Regions from separate parts of the Homo sapiens genome. Here region 2 is linked to region 1. The links are chromatin loops, found by intact Hi-C in ENCODE. Cell type or tissue: heart right ventricle. All regions are shown on one strand.

Region 1 (8,000 bases):
TTGGACAGGTCCAGCCTCCGTTTCCATCTGTGAAATGGGTTCTCTGAGTGCTGCACTCAGAGAAATGGGTTCTCTGAGCACTCAGTTCTCTGAGTGCTGCTCAGAGGCCCCTTGAGGTAGTAAATTAAGCAAGTGTCCGGAGAATTCTGGGGGACCTGGAGACCCCGCACCCTCATGAAAGCTCATGAGGTCCAATCCCCCTTTCAAGGTATGAGCACAGCTCTTTCCAAATACAAGGAGATTCTTCCCAAAGTGGGTTAACCGGGGCACCCCACTGAACTGGAAATAAACTCTACCGATTGGGCTGAAAGCTGCCCAGAGGTGCCCAGTTTGGGAGGATCTCATCCACACGGGGGACGGCTCCATTCAGCATGGCCTCCTCTGGACTTTCCATGGCCGCTGTCACCGTTTCTGTGAATATGACATTCCCAGCCTGGCACTGGGCTCCTTTCCACCCCGCTGCAAACGTCACGAGAGCCAGGACTGTGCCTCTCACAGGCACATCCCCTGCAGTCCCAGATGCTCAGCAAGCAGTTATTATGAACAGAGTGCACAAAGGACAAGTGTGGCCCAGCCCTCTGTCCACACATAGGGACACAGGCCCTAACTAGTCCTGCTTCCTTCTGCCCAGGTCTCTCAGGAACACTCTACTTCCCTCTGGGAAGCACCTGGTGGAGAGGTCTGGGCGACGGGGCTGGGTGAGCAGCAGCCCTACTGCACATCCTCCTGCTCTGGGCAGACCCTTGAGTGCCTCTTGGATGCTGAAGCAGGCTGCTTACAAAACCAGTGTTAACAAAGGCCCAGCCTGAGGAAGGTGATAGGATCTGCTCCCGCAGTGTGAGCCAGCCCAGGCTGGGCTGTGTTCAGGGCATCCAGGGAGGAGGCCTGAATTCTACAATTAAAACCTAAATGCAGGAACAATCTAAACAACCAGGCTTGGGCATGTCCTGTTTGTTGTGTAAATCCATGAGTCTGGTTTGCATGGCCAAACGCTCCCTGACAGCTGACTGCCAAGTTTCTGTTAGGGCTTAGACGTGACCTCCTTCAACCCCTGCCTTGTTTGGGTTTACTCTGGGGTTGAAGTCTGACGAACATCTAGATGGGGGCCTCCTGGAGTGGCCTGTCACTGTGTCCAGAGGGACATGGGCTTGCCAGCTCCCCGGGCGTCCATGCAGCGGCTCCCCGAGGCCTGGCCAGCTCCTCACCAGCTCCTGCTGAGTGTCTGTGCCCACGGCAACCAAGAAGTCCTGTGTGTGCCCTGCAATGCTGCTTCTTCTTAGAAACTGCAAACAGAGAGAAAAACTGCCTGGCAGCTTCCGCACTGATCTCTTTCTCTGTCCTTTTTCTCTTCACTTTAATTTTTTTTCTCCTACTCTTTTTCTGTCAGAAAGCAGTCAGCAGCCATGTGAGTTACCCCGTGAAGTTCTCCTGCCTTGGTCTGAGAGGCCCTCGGTGCGTGTTTAGGAACTGCAGCCAGCTAGCCTTCTCCTCTTTATTCAAAAGCCTGATTCCTCCTTACTGCATGGCAGACCCCCCCAGCGTGCCAGCTGTGCAGGTCCCAAGGGTGCTGAGGGCAGGAGAAGGCAGCTCTGGCAGCTCACGAGGGCATCCATGCACCGCCCCCATCTGTGGAGCTGAAGTTTAACGTATCCTCTGGGGCCCCCATCACACCTGCTTTTGATGGCAGAAGGGCAGGCACATGCTCAACTCTTATCCTAAAGCCTTCCAGCTGGCTACTTCATCATCTGCAGGAGTCCACAGGACTATGGGGGACAACAGCTCCCCAAGGCCCAGACTCCCCCTTAGTCGAGTGCGGTGGCTCATGCCTGTAAGCTGAGCTACTCAGGAGGCAGAGGTGGGAGGATCACCTGAGGCCAGGAGGGGCAACATGGAGGGAAACTGTCTCTTAAAAAAGAAAGAAGGAGGCTGGGTGCGGTGGCTCATGCCTGTAATCCCAGCACTTTGGGAGGCCGAGGCGGGCAGATCACGAGGTCAGGAGATCAAGACCATCTTGGCTAACATGGTGAAACCCCGTCTCTACTAAAAATACAAAAAAATTAGCCTGGTGTGGTGGCGGGCACCTGTGGTCCCAGCTACTCCGGAGGCTGAGGCAGGAGAATGGCGTGAACCCGGGAGGTGGAGCTTGCAGTGAGCCGAGATTGCGCCACTGCACCTCCAGCCTGGGTGACAGAATGAGACTCCGTCTCAAAAAAAAAGAAAAAAAAAGAAAGAAAGAAAGAAAAAAGTTAAAAAAAGTTTTATAAAAAAGTAAAATTTAAAAAAGACTAAATAAGTAAGTAAATAAATAAAATGGGTGAGCCCCACCCCTCCCAGCTCAGCCCTGTCCCTGGACACATGGGTTTAACTCACAAGGGCCTCCCTCTTCTTCTCGGGGTGCCTCACCCTCTGCAAGGCCCTCCACCATCTCTCTTCTCCACTCCACACCTTCTCAGCTTCTCATCCTGACTTGTCAATTGCTCCATGCCTTTTTTTTTTTTTTTTTTGTGAGACAGAGTCTTGCTCTGTCACCCAGGCTGGAGTGCAGTGGCGCGATCTCGACTCACTGCAAGCTCCGCCTCCCAGGTTCACACCATTCTCCTGCCTCAGCCTCCCGAGTAGCTGGGATTACAGGCACCTGCCACCACGCCCGGCTAATTTTTTGTATTTTTAGTAAAGACAGGGTTTCACCGTGTTAGCCAGGATCATCTCGATCTCCTGACCTCGTGATCCACCCACCTCGGCCTCCCAAAGTGCTGAGATTACAGGTGTGAGCCACTGCGCCCAGCTGCTCCATGCCATTTTTTAAAAAATTATGTTTTTCCCTTTAAAAATTGCTGCAAAGGGCTTCAGATCCACGTGCATAAGAAAGGACATAGAGCGAAGAAGGAAGGCCACCATCTGTGGTCTGGCTACATCCTGAAGTCAATCAGGCTTGTGCAGGTCCAAACTGGCTGCTTAGGACAAGCTCAGGTATCCTAAGGGCCAGAGAATCTGCTCCTTTTCCCCACGAGCATGGACGTACCCAGAAAGTGGTGCAGGATAGGTTGGCTCCAGAGGGGAGGAGGCCATCCCAGCAGGCTGAGGATGGTGTGCAGGGTCTGGAAGGTGTGACACTCCCTCATCCCCCCCGGGGATCAGCTCAGTCCCCCATCCCACCCCACTCTTGCCCTGTGCTTGTGAAGATCCTCTGCCTCATCACACAACTTTCTTTGTCCTATTTCTCCCCTTGTCAGGTGGCCAAGAACATGGTGTACAGTTCAGAGAGCCTCTCAATATGTTGCTTTAAAGTTGAAGACGGGGCCAGCCCAGGGTATCAGCAGCCTTGGCCCCTGCTCCATGCACCATTGCAGGCTGGAGCTATGGCGTTTCCCAAAAACCACCTGGACTTCTTACACATAGAAACAGGGTGACCTCCTAGATGGGTAGACATGCTGCCCTCCAGCTGAGGGTTGGGGTGATGGGATGGGCTGAACTCTGTTCCCCCAAATTCATATGTTGGCGTTGAACCCAGGACCTCAGAATGTGAGTGTATTTGGAGACAGGGCCATTAAAGAGGTAAGGTAAAATAAAGTTATTGCGGTGGGCCCTGATTCAATAGGACTGGTATCCTGGGAAGAAGAGATTAGATACACACAGAGGGATGACCATGTGAGCGTGCAGGGAGAAGACACCATCGGCAAGGCGAGGAGAGGCCTCAGAAGGAACCAGTCCTGCTGACAGCCTCGTCTTAGACGTTCAGTCTCCAGAGATGTGAGACGATACAGTTCTGCTGTTTGAGCTGCCAGATCTGTGGCACGTTATTACCACGGCCTGAGCTGACCCACACAGATGGTTCTCTCGGTCAAACTGTCTCCCCGTTTGCCTTCTGTGCATACTGGCAGGTGAGTGAATGAGCAGAAAGCTTCATTTCCTCCCCAGGCCTGAGCAGGCAGCAGCTGCTTTCCAGGGAGAAGCGCCCCACCTCGCCTCCCAACCCCACACCTGAGGCTGGCCTTGTTATATTTGCCACCAAGATTCCTCAGGGAGCACATCTCTTCATGGACTCCAGGCCCCCAGTCTCAGGACCCAACTCAGCATCCCGCCCACATTGTTGATCTGTCTATTCCTTCCTAAAGCATCAATTATTTTGGAAGGAGCCCAAGAAAATTTCCAATGAGTGTGCATGACAAGGGGATGAAGGAAAAGCACCCTCCTTCGGCCATTTCTGCAGGTCCTGGCTCTGTGCTTTGCAGAAGCGGCCTCGGAGTCCTTGCCAATAGACCTATGCCTAGTGCCCCAAGGGACAAGTGTGTGTCTCTGCCCAGAGAAGGCAGGGAGAAGGAGGAGGCTGGTTCTGCTCCAGCTTGAGGTGGACCTGGGTTTGGGACTGTCATGGGACCAGGGAGGTGACCTTGTATTCAAAAGTTATCACATCCATAACCCAAATGAACTTTCACCTTCTATTTTTCTGCTAAGTCGTAGTTAAAACAAGGAATATGATCTCCACAGGGTTGTGTGTCCACAGCAGTGAAGGAATCGGGGTTTGAGGAATTATTTGGAGATTGTTACCACTTTAGAATGGCCAGCCTGGGCTTCTAAGAGGAAGAGTCAGCTTTCCTTCTGGCTGTGCATGTACATACTAAGTGCATCCTGAAACCCAATGATTAAGTAATATAGTGAACAGAAGTGGTGATTCGGGGAGGGAGAGGGCCACCAGGAGAACAAAGTGGGGCAGCTGGGAGGATGACAGTCGGGAAAGAGGTGGCTGTGTGGGTGGATCTCTTGAGGGCCTCGCTGCATGCTGAGATAGAGTGAGCAGCGGAGGCAGTGGGCACAGAGAACAGCCGAGGGGAGGTGACATAGGAGAGCTGCTTTACAGGATGACTCAGTGGGGACAGAACAGTTCAGCAGACAGGGACACCGTGTACAGAGGCACAGAGCCAAGGGGGCCTGGAGCAGCTGGGAGCCAGCTGGGGCCATGCCTGCTATACCTTGCCACTGGAGCTGCAGAAACTCTGGGGATGTGTCCTTTAGGAGCCAGCTGGGAAGGGCATGGCCATCCGTGGCTGTGACAGCACCCCACTGGCACTGTTTCCACTGTCCACGCAAAGTGGCCGTGGGCTATGATTATTCTGTAAGGCCCAAGACACAGAGCACTAGGAGTTCTGCAGAACAAAATGTGTGGCCACACACAGGTGTGATGGTGCATTCTTAAGTCTCTCAAGTTTTGGGAGCTGATGACACCTTGTGGGGTATGCACACCCACCTCTTCAGGCCTGACTGCCTTCCCTCCTGCCAACAGGCCCAGCACAGCTGTCCAGGGATGCTGCCGGAAGCAGCCGCAGGCCCCTGCAGGCCCATCCTCCGGTCCCTATCCTGCCCTTTCCTTGACATCCCACCTCCTCTCCAGTGGTGGTGATTGGAGCAGCATCAGAATACCCTGGAGGGCTCCGTAAAACACAAATCACTGCCCCCACGCCCCAATTTTCTTATGTAATAGCTTTGGCCGGGGCTGGCACTTGTTTTGTCAACAGGATCCCAGGGGATGTTGATGGTGCTGGTCTGGGGACCATGCTTTTGACAACCACTGCATACAGCAGGACAAGTCATGTGCAAATAGCAAAACAGGCCTCTGCATTCATTTCCTAGGGCTTCTGTAACGAAACATCCCATCCTGGGTGGCTTAAAGCAACAGAAATTTATTCTTTCCGAGTTCTGGAAGGCAGATATCAGAAATCAACATGTGCGTAGGGTGAAGTTCCCTCAATCCACAGCAGAGCAGCAGGGAATCCAGCCCACATGCACAGTTCAGCCTGGGGCAGGGTGGGGCCCATAAGAAAGCTGGCCAATTCTCCTTGCCGTGCAACACTTTGGCCAGGCCTTCCGGCCACTCACATCCAAGCTCTGTCCGCACCCTGGGACACAGCTGCCTCCTGACCACCCAATGAGCGTACAACTGTGCAAGATGTGTCTGAACCGGAAAGGCCTGAGCAGGCCACAGAAGTGGCCAGAGCATTTGTGCAGAGAACTGGGGGGTCCTTTCCTGGAAGGATGGGGTGTGGGCTCCTGGTGGCGAGGGGAACCTGCATGGGGCCTTCTGAAGCATAGGACCCCAGTAGAAGCCACTCTTCCTTCTGTTTAAGGAAAAATGAGAAGCAGCACTCTCCCCCATCTCCACGTGCCAGGCTTCCAGGCCATGATTCTCTTGCTTCTGCCCATGGTGCGGGAGCTCAAGCTCGCCCGTGGGAGCTTGTTGGAGCTCAGATCAGGGTCCTGTCCACAGAGAGTCTGCTTTGGAGGGTGTGGCCTGGGCTGGGGCAGTGTCACATGGCAAGCGGCCCTGGTGATACGTGTGGTCAGCGGGGCACCGTGGAGAAGCAGCTGTGTGGGGCCCCCTGGGAAGTCCTGGTGGGGAGAGTCACCTGGGAGCTCTGACTTCACCTCACCATACTGGGAGTCAGAGACGTGCTCAAAAACATGGCTTCCTGGGAAGGTTTCGAAGCTCATCATCATTCACACGTTGGTGTGAGGAGGCCCAGGTGCAGCGAGCCCCTCTGCACCCTAGAGATGGGTGAGTGTGTTGTACACACATGTGTGCGTGCAGATGTGTGTGCACTCTTTTTAAACAGTGTGCCCACAGTGTGGCTGCGGTCAAGGAGGGAGTTTAAAGTGTAACCCCAACGTGCCATCTTGAACAGAAGAAACCTATCTCACAGCAGAAATTTTTTTGGTGCTATGACCAGTTTCCATGCGCTTGACACAAGGATCATAAAACCGAGGTTTGCAGAGTGCCACTGAACAGGGCTGTGAGGAGGCTGTGAAAGGGATGCGTGTTCCGGCCTGCAGAGCCTGGCATGTGTCTGCTAGAGGAAGGCACTATCTTGGACAGTGAAGGGGACTGTTCAGAGGATGGGAGGGAGTGCTAGGCCACTCCAGCCCTCAATGGACATGTCCAGCTCCGGGACTGCCTAGGTCACCCAGTGACCCTGGGAAGAGAGCCTAGGAATTTATTAATGCACACAACATACCACACACATCACTCACCACACATCACATATACCCCCCCACACACACCACACACCCCATACCACACACACACATAGCACACCACACATAGCACATACCACACACACACACCACACATACCACATACCCCCCACACACGCCACACACCACACATCCCCCCACACACCATATCACACACACAGCACACACACCACACATCACACATACCACATACCACACACATGCCACACACCCCATACCACACACACAGCACACACACCACACACTACACTACCACACATACCACATACCATACACACACACCCCATACCACATACACAGCACACACACACCACACACATATCACACACACGCTACACATAACACACATACCACATACCCACTCCCCTACACACCATACCACAAATACCATATACCATATACACACTACCACTTACATACACATATCACATACAAACACATACCACACATACCACATACACACACCATACATCCCATACCACACATACAGCACACACCACACATACCACACACACACCACACCCCATACCACACACACAGCACTCATATACCACACATACATCACATACCACACACATATCAGATACCACACACACACCACACACCACATATACCACATATTCCATATCACACACACACACCCCACACCCCATACCACATACACAGCACACACATACCATGGACATATCATATACCACATACACTACACCCCACACATACGACACATTCCATACTGCACACACACCACACCCCATACCACACGCACAGCACACACACCTCACACCACATATACCACATACCACACACACACCTTACAGCACATACCACATACACAACTACCACATACATACACATACCACATACAAACACACACCACCCATACCCCACACCACACACACACAGCACACACAGCACACACCACACACACACCACACATACACCATACACACCATATACCACACACACATAACCAC
Region 2 (8,000 bases), 250 kb before region 1:
ATCTCCTGCACACTCAGGAGGGCAATTTTTCCAAAAACGCTTCTGGGGACAGTTCTGCTGGTTCACTGAGAACACTATGGGCATCGAGAGGACAGAGGAGCCCTCCACTCCATGGGGTGGATTTGCATTTCCACCCAGGTAGAGCTCTGTGGAGAAATTTCTGGCTCAATGGGGGCCAAGCCTGAACCGACATTGAACTTGAACGGGAGCTCGAGCTCCAGTTCCAGGCTGATCCTGGGATAGGGGGCTGTCCTCTGCTGATTGATCACATGCAGCATCAGAGAAACGGGAGGAGTGCTGTGCCACCACACGATGAGACAGGACGCTGTCCTACCTTGGCCCTTATTGGTCACGGGGCCAGAGCTCTGGGCTAGGAGCCAACGTGGGGCTGGGGACTGCATTTTGAATTCCTGATCTTCCCAGCTTTCCAGCTGTGACTTCAGACTTTTTGGTACCTCTCTGAGCTTTAATGTCCACATTTTTAAGACGTCTGACCTCACATAGTACCTGTGTGCTCAGAGGTGCTTAATGCACTAATTGACTCGGGATCTGACCTTGGGGCAGGTTGCTGGCCTTCCCTCTCTCAGTGCTCAATATCTTCAGAGATGGCCAGACGCCTCTCTGCTTGTGAACTGCGGATTAAAGCCAATGGGCTCTTAAAGTCTCTCCCAGTTGTAGGACACCAATTTCCCCAGGTTCCATAATCACCTGTTCTGTTAGCTGCTTCCTCCCACACATGCACACACACACACGCACACACACAGGCACATGTGCCCATAGTGCATACCTGTCTATTGTGAAGCGCAATCGTTCAATCTTGTTGGACTCCCCAGCTATTACATTAGGTCAGCAGCGTTGGCTTTACCAACCTCAGATAGTCAAGGATGAGTGAAAAGTAAAGAGCTACTTTGCCCCTGCAGAGAGTGGCGAAGGTGCTGGTGAGGAGGGCCAGCATGCCGTGCTCAATGGCCTGCAACAGCAGACAGCCCTGTGAGCCTCCCAAATGGGCCTGGCAGCTCGTTCTTAAAGAGTGAGTACTAGAAAATAAAGACAGTGATTCTCTTGATGTTTTTCATTCTCCCGGGTTCTTGAGGCCACCCGAGGGTCTGTGGGGATGTCTGGGTGTTACCAGTGCAGGTGGGCTCTGCCTTTTTGCTCTGGTTTTGACATTGTCACCATCCAGCCATGTGCTGGATGAGGCTGTGGCCTCTTTTGCTTGCTTCTGCTCCTTTCCATGGAGGCTGACATCTGTCTCATAAACATGAAAGGAGAAGGCCCTATTTCAAAGCTGAATGATACTTTTTGCCTTTTTCTACAGGGTAAAATTGAACAAAATCATTTTTTCTACAAGCGTCCTCTCTCCTTAGCATTTGCCCTATTTATTTATTTTTTCAGGGCTGCAAATTACTTCAAATAAACAAGGTAGCACAGAAAAAACAATGGCCAGAACCCTTGGTTTCTATTAAACAATCATGTTATGGGAACATTGCACCTTGTGGAATCCCCGGGTGAGGTGATGGACAAGCAGCCGGTGCACAGTATGTTCTGTTCTGAGCTGGAAGTTGGTTGCTTTGATTCTCTCACTTGGTCTTGCACAGTTTAGCAATTAGTGAAGAACAACTTCAGCTTGCAGGGTTCTCCTGGAGCCTGTCTTGTTTGTCCCAGGGCCCGGCTTTGGCAGCAGAGAGCAGATTCTGAGAGGTTCTGTTCCCTGGCTGACAAAGCTCTGGGCCTCAGCATCAACGCTGCCATGAGCATATCTGCCAGCAGTTGGGCAGGAGGAGACCTCTCTGGCTGGGGTCTGGCCTGGTGGAGAAGGGACTGGCCCTCCAGTTCACACCTGCTGGAAGGCAGATCCCTGGCACCTCCACACCCTATCCTGCCCACTAATGTGGTCTCAGCCTCTCCCAGTCTCCTCTTCTGTCCAATAACTCCACCCAGACCATTTCCTATCATTGTTGCAAAGACTGAGACAAGACGCATGAAAGTTGTGTGCCCAGGAGAGGGCCTTGCCTGGAGTGGATACATGGTGAAAGTGAGTTTCCTCCCCACACTTGGAATGCGAACCACTTTGTTTTTCCCACCATGCAACTGTGCCTGCAGCTGCAGCTTCATCCAAAGGTTTCCCCTTTTCATCCCCTGTGGGGTTCCTGTCTGTGCTCTCTACAAGCCACAGAGGTTGACGGCCCCCTTGAGGCAGTCTGACCTTGGGTTTTCTTTCCTATTCATGCATACTGACCACCCCAGGGCCTGCGATGCAAGGAAGTGGAGATCTGGGAAACTGTTCTTGTCCCCTATTTCTTTATTTGCCTTCAGAGGAACTTGCCTTTCTAAATACAGTCACCCTGGAAGTTTCAGGAGAGGAAGGTCTGTTGGGGTTTCCAGGAAGCACAGTGAATGAACTCAGGGTGCCCCAAAGCAACCCCAGGATCGGCATGGTGCGGTGAGCACGGAAGCAGAGCCGTGGCCAGCTTCAGCCAGGGATAAGTGAAGCTCCATTTTTTGTGGGATTAAAGCTTTTCTGGTGCATGGCAAGGTACCATTTCTTTTCTTCCAACTGAAAAACAGAAGGAGAGAAGATCCCCCAAGTAGCCATGGGGCCTCCCTGGCTATTATTCTGGCAGAGTGAAGGCCGTGCAGACATGTGGATGAAATTTCTCTTCAGTTAGTTACAAATATGTCTGCAAAGCCTGTGTATCATAAACCAGAAAGCAACTATATGTATATATGTATATGTGTGTGCATGTGTAGGTGTTTGCATATCATACTTCTGCTAAGTCCTCAGATAAAACCAACGCTGGCAACTAGATCGAGAAATCATGGCCCAGGCTCAGCATCGCCCAAGGGCAGCTGACCTAGCCTTTGCAATGGCACTGGCATTAGCCGGGGAGGTCCGCACCAGGACACACTCCCTGGCTGGGGTGGGATGTTCTGAACCGTGCAGATGGGGATTAGGCCGAGCCCCACACCCTGAGCGCCTCTGTAAACAAAGGGCTTCTCAGTAAGCAGAGCTCAGCATTTAAAGCCCTGAGGTTGATGGTCCTCGCTTGCCATGACCTCAAAGGCTGGGTATCATTTTCCATCCTGGGAAGGGAAGACCCCTGAGGCGCCTGCAGTGAAGTGACCAGCTCAAGGTCACCAGCGAGTAGATGACTCCAGGCATTGGGAACATGCCCAGAGGAGTGCTTTGCAGCCGTCCTGAAGCCTGTCTGGGAACTGTTTACAGGGCCTGGTTGAAAGCTCTGCTAGGAGTCGGGTATCCCGACTGAACTTCTCAGATGTCTGCAGAAGCAGGGAGCCAGTGAGAGGGAGATAAATTGTACAAGCTAGAACGAGGAGGAGGCCAGCCCCCATGGCTCTTGGGGGTGAACTGCCCGCTGTCCTCGCTGTTTGGGTCCCGGCCCCAGGCCCAGCGGCAATGAGGAGCTGTGAGCACAGCCTGCTTCTGGCAGGACCTCCTGTACCGCTGTTATTTTTATCTCTGTGCAGGGCTGGAGTTTACCTTTTTGTTCTGGTTTCCCATAAACACAGCTTGTGGGCTTCCCTTGCTGCCTCCTTTCTTGGCATTTAAGACATACACCTGCCTGCATTTCAGATCTTTCTGGCAGGCTCAGGAACACCAGCAGGCTCTTTGCAGCCATGGGCTGCATTGAGAAAGTGCAAGAAAACCAAGTGAGGCTCTTGGGCTCTTAGCTCCTCAGCCTGCGTCTCCAGAGTGGCTTGGCTCTGCTCAGCAAGGGAGAGTGTGCACAGCCCAACACACAGGAACCCAGGAGGGGAGCAGGCCAGAAACCCCCACTGAGGGCTACTGCTGTTTGAGGTGAGGAGGCCCTGGCGCCCCCAGCCAGCTGGTCTGCGGCCAGGAGCACTGAGTGCCCTTAGTTTCTTGGTGGTGATGACTTCCCTCTGCGGGTTAATTATGCAGCCTAATAGCTGTTATTACTCCTGAACACAGTGTGCTGCTGGCAGCCTGTGGCAGTTTTAAGGGCAGCTCTGTCTACCAGCTTCCCCTTCTCTGGGTGCCCTGCCCACCCTTCAGAAAAATAAAGTGAGAGGGCGCCTCTCCCAGCAAGGCGGCGCTCAGTCCACGGCCGGCGGGAGCTTCCTCCAGGCTGCTGCCCTGCTAGTGACGTTGATTATTGGAGGGCATTTTACTTTCTTGGGAGACCTGGGTTTGGGAGCTGACTATGCCAGGGAGGAAGCGGCTGGGACCAGCAGTTTGGTGGAAAGGTGCTGAGCATGGTGAGACTCACTCTGGGTTTGTCCCGAGGCCCCGGGTGCCTTGCTCAAGGCTCAGAATTGCTGTCAGTTGTGGGGGCACAGAGCACCTCATGGGCACGGCTCCTGAGGACTGTGGATTTGGGGTTCAGAGGGGCTCTCAGAGCTCACCTGGCCCCCCATCTCTACCCAGCGCAGCAACCATAGCCTCAGGATCTCCAGCGTTCAGCTCTCATTTCCTGTGACTTCCGAATGGGCACTTTGAGACAACCCACCTGGTGTCTTTCATAACCTGGGTCCTGACGGCCCCTGGCATTTCTTCATCTGGGATTGTGAACCCCCGTGGGCCATGGCTATGCCCCATTCCTTGTGACATACTCTGTGGAGGTGAGTTCAGAACTCAGTCCCCAACATATTTATGGAGGCAAATAAAAAACCCCAAAGGGGCAATGCAGAAATCTCATTCTAACTTTTTGTCTCTTGGATGTGGTGAATGGTTCCCAGACTGAAAAGGATGCATCTGAGTGTCACCTCCCCTAGTGCCTCTGCTGGAGGAGTTATGCCCAAGGAGAGCAGAGGCAGGGGGCAGTGGCTGGGACATGGGGCCGGAGCACTCTGCCCTGCCCCTTGTGGACCACACATTTGGGTGCAGCAAGCCTGTTTCTAGGAGGTGCTGTTGGACTCGTGTGCATCTGTGCTCATTTACAGTCATTCAGAAGGCTTTTTTTTTTTTTGACAGTCTCGCTCTGTCACCCAGGCTGGGGTGCAGTAGCACGATCTTGGTTCACTGCAGCCTCGACCTCTCAGGCTCAAGCGATCCTCCCACCTCAGCCTCCTGAGTAGCTGGAACTGTGGGTGCATGCCACCATGCCCTAATAATTTTGTTTATTTTTTTCTCACTATGTTGCCCAGCCTGGTCTTGAACTCCTGGCCTCAAACCATCCTCCCACTTCAGCCTCCCAAAGTGCTGGGATTACAGGTGTGAGCCACTGTGCTCAGCCAGGCCTTCCCTTTATAGTGGCTGGGAACAGGGACAGCATCCATGCAACACTCTGGAGTGCACAGAAGAGGCCTCACCGTCTGGCTCTTGGCTTCTGATTATTCTTGAGGCTGACTCAGACTTGATTTCTGGGGGTCCCTCTGATGGCCGCAGAGGGGCTGATGCAGTCACCACGCAGATGGTTAGGGAGCTCTCATTATGCATAAGAGACGGTGGGGCAGGTGTACGGTCTCAGATGGGCTGGCCAGGACTTCCACCCTCAGGGAACCAAGAGTCCAGGTGAGAAGCCGGTGGTCCAGGATGGAGGGGAGGGCACCAGGTACACCCACAGGCAGCATACAGGGTCATGACTTGCCTGTGGTTGGCTGCAGACTCTGCTCCAGAACAGCAACCACCGGCCGTCTGCAGCAGGCCACTCTACTAGTGTGGGTGCATGGAAGGGGGCCTGCTGCAGTCCTCACTTCATGGTCATTTGAGCTGAGGCAGTCACGTGGCCACTACAACCAGGCCTGCAGGCAGAGGCAATCTGTGTTTAAAATGGCCGTGGGTTCCCCTACACTGTGGAGGCAGGGATGAGACCACCACCCTTGGTGCCCAGTGAGTCTGCAGTGACGCCACAGAGCACTGAGCAATGTGGATTCTATGGGTTTTCTCCCTTCTCCAGGCATTTTCCACTGTTGTTGAAACAGGGGCCCAGAGCAGTAGGATAATACATTGACCTTTGTAAGGTTGTCAATAATAGGTGTTGTTTTAGCTTAAAGCAAAATGTTAGCTTTTCTGCCTAATCCTTTCCACTGGGAAACTAAGTTTTTCTTCATTCTTAAAAAAACAGGCAGCTTTTTGCTAGCACACGTTTCTTAAATGTTTGGCTGCAGCCCCTCCTGGCTTCGAGCAGAGCCCGGCTGGATCTGGGAAGTGTGCGACCCCACTGATGTCATGCTGTGGAACTGCCAAGCACCCAAGAGATGGGTACAATCTAAGTCAGAGAGTCCCCTGGCTCAAGGAGACAGGAACCCTGCGAGGCCGATGGCTACAGAGAGGTCAGCGGCAGGCAGGCTGCAGCCACTCACTCCCCCACTGACCTGGTCCCTGCCCTACTGGGGCATTTCTGCTCACATGAGGGGCTCCTGTCTTGCAAAGGCTCTTCCCACAGCCTAACTCAGTGGGCTGGCACTCACTGCAGGCAGAGAGGCCCCAGATACCTGTGTGATCTGGGGGTGAATGCAAATTGGAGTTGCACCGCCAAGCTCAGTTCTCAGCTTGCTCACATTTCTTGTGAAAATCAGGGAACATTCCACTCAGGTGGGTGTGGAGTTGCCTGTGGCCACAGGGTGTGACCTACAGCCCAACAAAACCTCTCTGAGGAGCAGGAGAAGCAGAGCTTGTGTCCCCGCTCTGGCTGGGACCCGAGGAGAACTGCCTGATGTCAGAACTTCCAGGGGGAGATAAAGAGAGCTTTGACACGCCTCAGGGAGTGAACACAGCTCCCGGCGTTATTTTTCCAGATCAACTGCAGGGCTTGGAACCCTGAAAGGGAAACTGTCCTCCTTCCCATCGTTTCTCAGCATGGACAGGGGATCCAATGAGTGCCCAGTGCTATGTCAGGCTGGGGCGTTGGCCGTTTAAGGCCCTGCTGACCTTGGTGTGAATAGCGTGGGGCTGGGAGATGGTGCAGGCTGGAGTTTCAGTGAAGGGGTTCCTGGTGTTTTGCTATTCACTCACCATGTTTCATGTGCCCACTGTAGGGGGCAGATGGACCTGTGGGTGGAGAACAGCGACCCAGCCAGTAATCACAGAAGTAAGCACACAATGACAAAGTGCGAGGAGTGTGGGAAAGAAAGCCCAACAGTGGTGCAAGAACACACCCTCAGAGGCACGAACAGCTTCCCTAAGGAGGGGGCATTGAGCTCAGTCTGGGAGGGGATGCACTTAGGAACCTAGATTCAGTTGCTCTGAGGCAGGCTGAGGGCTCCACTGCCGTGAGGCACTGAGATGCCATCAGATGGAAGGTTTCGGTGACATGTGCTGAGCTCCCTGGAGTGAGCTGTCCTGAAGGAGACTCAGAGCTGGGAGAGGATCAGCTTTTGCACCCCACACCTCGGCACAGTAAGAAACCCGGGAAGGAGCGCTGGGCCGGCTGGCCATAGGCACAGCTCACTGTGTGGCACCTGCCCCACTGGCCCTGCTCTGCCTTCCCTGGGGGCAGGCATCGGACAAGGGTTCCCTATGCTTCTCTGAGCTCACTGGCCTGGGCGAGTCCTTCCATGGGTCTAAATGACACCCAGTACACTAGGGTGAGATAAAGACCAGGGCAGGGGGCTGGGGTGTGAGGGGCCAAGTACCAGGACCTTGGGGTCAGGGTAAACCTGGGGTCTCTATCACCCTGCTAACCAGCTAGGTGAGCTTATGAACCCTGGTTCTCAGTTGTGACATTGGGGCAAAGTCACTTGAATATTGGGCTATTCTGAGAACAACCCAGTGGAACATCTTTTTTTGTTTGTTTGTTTTTTTTTGAGATGGAGTTTTGCTCTTGTCACCCAGGCTATAGTGCAGTGGCACAATCTTGGCTCACTGCAACTTCTGCCTCCCAGGTTCAAACAATTCTCCTGCCTCAGCCTCCCGAGTAGCTGGGATTATAGGTGCCAATCACCACGCCCAGCTAATTTTTGTATTTTTAGTAGAGATGGGGTTTCACCATGTTGGCCAAGCTGGTCTCGAACTCCTGACCTCATGATCCACCTGCCTTGGCCTCCCAAAGTGCTGGGATTACAGGCATGAGCCA

What was found. Peaks named below come from ENCODE experiments on the same cell type or tissue, not always from the same donor. Only the 100,000 strongest peaks of a DNase experiment are listed, where the experiment ranks them.
Region 2: it touches region 1 in a loop (5-fold over the local background); 7 of 110 quality-filtered maps call a loop at or near these places.

Annotation. Positions count from the first base shown.
Region 1 is chr9:89,874,046-89,882,045 of GRCh38, forward strand. No RefSeq gene overlaps it. Among named protein-coding and RNA genes, the nearest start is that of MIR4290, 150 kb to the right of the region's middle. In heart right ventricle, no CTCF peak of the experiment used is centred here; DNase peaks (open chromatin) are centred at 466, 1,066, 4,886, 5,846 and 4 weaker places; H3K27ac peaks cover 5,383 bases.
Region 2 is chr9:89,620,222-89,628,221 of GRCh38, forward strand. No RefSeq gene overlaps it. Among named protein-coding and RNA genes, the nearest start is that of LINC03062, 16 kb to the right of the region's middle. In heart right ventricle, a CTCF peak has its summit at 4,048; DNase peaks (open chromatin) are centred at 1,688, 3,422 and 3,970; H3K27ac peaks cover 1,542 bases; H3K27me3 peaks cover 551 bases.